Linked DNA regions of Homo sapiens: region 1 is linked to region 2. A link is an interaction called in ENCODE POLR2A ChIA-PET data of the cell type or tissue named here. Cell type or tissue: Caco-2. All regions are shown on one strand. Region 1 overlaps SCP2 (sterol carrier protein 2). Region 2 has its middle 12 kb from the start of SLC1A7.

What was found. Peaks named below come from ENCODE experiments on the same cell type or tissue, not always from the same donor. Only the 100,000 strongest peaks of a DNase experiment are listed, where the experiment ranks them.
Region 1: POLR2A ChIA-PET joins it to region 2 with 10 read pairs; 5 of 35 experiments call an interaction of 5 or more read pairs at or near these places.

Annotation. Positions count from the first base shown.
Region 1 is chr1:53,024,029-53,026,528 of GRCh38, reverse strand. The region is part of intron 12 of SCP2 (sterol carrier protein 2); the gene reads right to left. Among named protein-coding and RNA genes, the nearest start is that of PODN, 37 kb to the left of the region's middle. In Caco-2, no CTCF peak of the experiment used is centred here; a DNase peak (open chromatin) is centred at 1,308.
Region 2 is chr1:53,153,840-53,156,339 of GRCh38, reverse strand. No RefSeq gene overlaps it. Among named protein-coding and RNA genes, the nearest start is that of SLC1A7, 12 kb to the right of the region's middle. In Caco-2, no CTCF peak of the experiment used is centred here; no DNase peak of the experiment used is centred here.

The DNA.
Region 1 (2,500 bases), 130 kb after region 2:
GCCTCGTTTCATAAATATTTAATGACTTCTTGCTACATGCCAAGCAAGACATTTCAAAACACTGGGGATATGATAGTGAACAGATCAGACCCAGTCCTTGCACTCACTTAGTTTATATTCTTCCAGTGGAGGAGAAAAAGAAGTAAACACAAAATAACTGCAAACTGTACCAAGTACTTTGAAACAGGAGTAGGGTGACTATAGTTTACTATACATTTACATTTCTAAATAGCAAAAAGAGAATAATCAAAAGAGAATAATTCAAATGTTCCTAGAATAAAGAAAAGACAAATATTTAAGGTGATGGATATCCCAAGTATACTGATTTGATTTTCACAAATTACATGAATGTATTAAATTAGTACTTGTACCCTGAGACTATGTACATCAGTTATGCATCAATAAAAAATAATTTTAAATTTAAAAAAAAGGAACCTACTTTAGGAAGGACAGTCAAGGAATGACCTCTAAGACCTTATTAAAGGAAGAAAAGGAGCTAGCCATTCAAAGAGGAAACTGCAAAGATCCTGAGGGAGAAAGGAGTATGTTAAAAGAAAGTCAAATAAGACCAGAGTCTCTATAATACAGTAGGTGTGGGGAGAGTGACATGAAATGAAATTGGAGAACTAGGCAGGCCAAATGATGATGCAGGCAGGCCAAAGTAGGGAATTTGGAAATCCATAGAAATGATAACATGGAAGTGAAATTGTTTGATTTGTGATTATTCTTACAACAGTGTGCTGAACGAATGACGATGGAGAGAGGAGCAAGAGGAGTGGGCACTAGTTAGGAGGCTGTTGGAATAATCCAGATAGGAGGTGATGGTGGCCTGGACTACAGAGGCAGTCTGCCAGTAGATAGAGAGTGGGAATAGATTCAAAATAGAAATAGAATCCACAAGCCTTGCTGTGGGGGTGAGGGAGATACAAAGAGGAAAGGGCAAGGATTATCCAGGCATTTGGCCTGAATAACTGGGTGATGGAGAGGCCATTACGAGGACAAGGAGGAATGTAGTGGGAATAGAGGGGATCCAAGTTCTGTTTAAGGCACAGTAAGTATACTATTTTATAAAACAAGAAAGCCATGGATATGAGAGTCTGGAGCTCAGTGGAGAGGGCCAGCTAGAGATAAAATGGAGAAATCATCAGCATAGTGAAAGCATTTAAATCCCTGGGCAGGGACTGTAACAGAATTATAGAGAAACAAGAGAGTCCAGCACAATGCCCTTTAGACCTCCATTACTCAGAGTCAGGGACAGAAGGGAAAGCAGCAGCCAGTGATGCAAGAGGAAAACCAGCATGGTGTCATAGGAGCCGGGAGCAAGATTCCAGGAGGGAGGGGCAAACTGTCAAATGCTGCCACAAGGTCAAGTATCCACTAGATGTGCACATGGAGAGTACAGATGACCTGACCTTGACAAAAGCAGTTTTCAGTGGAGGGTGGAAGTCAGATTATAGTGAATTGAAGAGTGAATAGAAGAGGGAAATAGACACAGCGTGGCTCTTTTGAGACATTAGTCTTAGTGGAACAGTAAAATGAGGTGGTCTCTGGAGAGGAATGTGGTGGTATCAAGGAAGAGTTGTGGGATTTTTTTGGTGGGGGGGATAAAGATGACATCTTTATTTTCACTAATCTCTTAAAGAAATGTAGCATTTCTGGGCAGGCGTGGTAGCTCACACCTGTAATCCCAGCACTTTGGGACGCCGAGGCAGGTGGATCACCTGAGGTCAGGAGTTCGAGACCAGCCTGGCCAACATAGTGAAACCCCGTCTCTACTAAAAATACAAAAATTAGCCGGGCATTGTGGTGTGCGCCTGTAAACTCAGCTACTCGGGAGTCTGAGGCAGGAGAATTCGCTTGAACCCAGGAGACAAAGGTTGCAGTGAGCAGAGATCATGCCACTGCACTCCAGCCTGGGCAACAGAGCAAGACTCCATCTCAAAAAAAAAAAGAAAAAAAAAGAAAGAAAGAAATGTAGCATTTCCTTCTGGATGTGGGCATATGAGAGTCCTATAACTTTTAAAAAATATTTTATTTTCCAATTTTTTATTATGTTAAAATACACATAAAATTTACCATCCTAACCATATTTAAGTGTTCAGTTTAGTAGTATTAAATACAGTCATAATGTTGTGCAACCATCATCACCTTTCATCTCCATAACTCTTTTCATCTTGCAAAACTGAAACTCTACCCATTAAAGAGTAACTCCTCACTCCCCCCTGCTTCCAACCCCTGGCAACCACCATTCTACTTTCTGTCTCTATAATTTTGAATACTCTAGGTACCTCTAGGTACTATGATTCTAAGTGGAATCATATAGTATTTGTCTTTTTGTGACTGACATATCACTTGGCATAATGTTCTCAAGGATCATCCATCTTGCAGCATGTCAGGATTTTCAAAAAGGCTGGGTTTCATTTTAAGATGAACAAATCAGAACAGGTATGCCTGATGATGGTAAGGAACCTGGAAAAAGGAGATGGAAGGAGAAAAATCT
Region 2 (2,500 bases):
ATCTGTACAGGTCTGTAGCAACCTCAATTCTTGCGTCCTCAGAGGAAAGAATTTGACCGAGGGGCACGAGGCAGAGGGAGAGACTGAGGCAAGTTTTAGAGCAGGAGTGAAGGTTTATTAAAAAGCTTTAGGGCAGGAATGAAAGGAAGTAAAGTACACTTGGGAAAGAGCCACCTGGGCAACTTGAGTGATCAAGTGTGCCATTTCACCTTTGACTTGGGGTTGTACATGTTGGCATGCCTTGCGTCCCTTCTCCCCTGATTCTTCCCTTGGGCTGTCCGTGTGCACAGTGACCTGCCAGCCCTTGGGAGGGGAGTGTGCACAGTGTGTTCACTGGAGTTGTATGCATGCTCACTTGAGGCATTCTTCCCTTACCAGCCGAATGTCCCTGGAAAGTCATGTATCAGTTAAACTCACCATTTTGCCTCTTAGTGAGCATGCTTGAGCCCAGTTGCCCAACTCCTGAGATTAAGCAGCTGACCACCTGTTTCAGGTGTTTCTATCTACTGGGAGACGGCCTTTCCCTGGCACCAGCTGCAACCAATTATTATTTTAAACAGACAGTTAACAACCACCTGACCATCACCTGATGGTTGCCTGACATTTGTGGTGAGGTATAGGGAGCCCTCTCCTGCCCTGCTCATGCTTGACTAGCTACCTACTGTACCAAAATGATGGGCCAATTAACTTTTCAAGCTTTGAGAATGCAGCCTTGGAGAGCAGCTTTCTGTACTTATGTTCTGTAGTCTTCCACAGTATGTAATCATTTGCTTGTTACAGGAGTGTAATTTACAGGTTAGAGATCATTCCACTTAAACATTTGTAGTCTTTGCATCTCATAGTGTTACGGGATCTTTGGGGTGTCACTTTTCTGGCCAGAAACTTCTGTGGGCAGTGGTGCCTTTGCCCGAGTTCTTGTCCTGCATCCAGGAAGAATAAGGTACTCAGACAATGAAGGGCGAGCAAGACGAAGAGAAGCTTTGTTGAGTGTTAGGACAGTTCAGAGGAGACCCTCAGCGGGCAGCTCCTCTCTGTAGGCAGGTTGTCTCATCCAGCGTTCAGCTCTCAGCAGACAGGAGGCCCTGGAGAGGGTGGCTGCTCTCTGAAGGCAGGTCCCGGTTGGCTTCCCAGCTTTCAGCAGGAGCTTTCAGCTCCTCTCTGCAGCTGATCATCCAGTCGCCAGTCATCTCTCTGTCCTCTCCATCCTCTGCCCTTCTCTGGCTGATCCCAGGGCTTTTATGGACCTCAGAGGGGAGGAAGTACATGCCAAATGGTCTATGGGCGGCCATGGGCAGACTGGAAGAGGCACCACAAGTCCCCACTCTGGTCTGCAGGACTGTCAGCCAGGCTTCCAGGCTTCAGGCCCTCCCTGTTAGAATTCACAGCAGTGATTCTCAAGACTTGCATGCTTTTTCTTAGACTTTGTAACTTTTAATAAGTTAAAGGGTACTATCCCAATAAGCTGAATACTCTAGCATCTTAGAGAATATTTGCTTTGAGAAAAATTCTCATTCAATGGTAAAATAGAGCACTTAAATCTCTGAAAGTCACCTCGGAATAAAATTTTTCTTTCCAAGTAAATGAACTCAATGTCTGCTATTAAAATAATCCTAATAATTCCTGACTCTCACCAATGTGTGAGTCTTAAACAATATTATTTACAAGACTAATGAAAGGGGGCAACTTGAGGGATATTTTAAAGTTGAGATTTCTCAAAAATTGCTCGGAAACAAGAGCTAGACTCAGTCTCAAAAAAAAAAAATAAAAAAAGGAAAAGGAAGAAAGGAAGCGAGGAGGCCAAAGCACTCCCTTCACAAGTGAGCCATCCAAATCATGGGTTAGTTAAGAATCTACCTGGGATGGTTAGGATATTGCACTCATTTCCTGGTCCCTTCCAGCAGCCCACTGACATTGAGCCAAAATACGCAATTTTGTGGCATTAGTTAACTAGTGAGAAAACCTTAAAAATCCTGTTTCTTATTACTACCCAATTTCTTTATCCTCCCATTTTCTTTCCATTTCTACTCTCTTCTCACTGGAATTCTGGCATTATTTTTAGTGGCCTCTACTGATAATATCAAAAAGAGCTTCCCCAGGTATATATAAATTATATTAAAAGTGAAAATATGCCACGTTGAGTAGTTGGGTTAAAAAGAAAAAAAAAAAGTGTAAATAGGCCAGGCAGAGTGGCTCACACCTGTAATCCCAGCACTGTGGGAAGCCAAGGCATGAGGATTGCTTGGGGCCAGGAGTTGGAGACCAGCCTGGGCAACATAGTGAGATTCAGCCTCTACCAAAAAAAAAAAAAAATTAGCTGGGCATGGTGGCATGTGCCTGTAGTCCTAGCTACTCTGAAGGCTGAGATGGGAGGATCGCTTCAGCCCAGGAATTTGATGTTGCAATGAGCTATGATCGTGCCACTGCACTTCAGCCTAGGCAGCAGAAGCAAGATCTCATCTCGAAAAAAAAAAGTGAAAATAGCAGTATGCATAATTTTAAT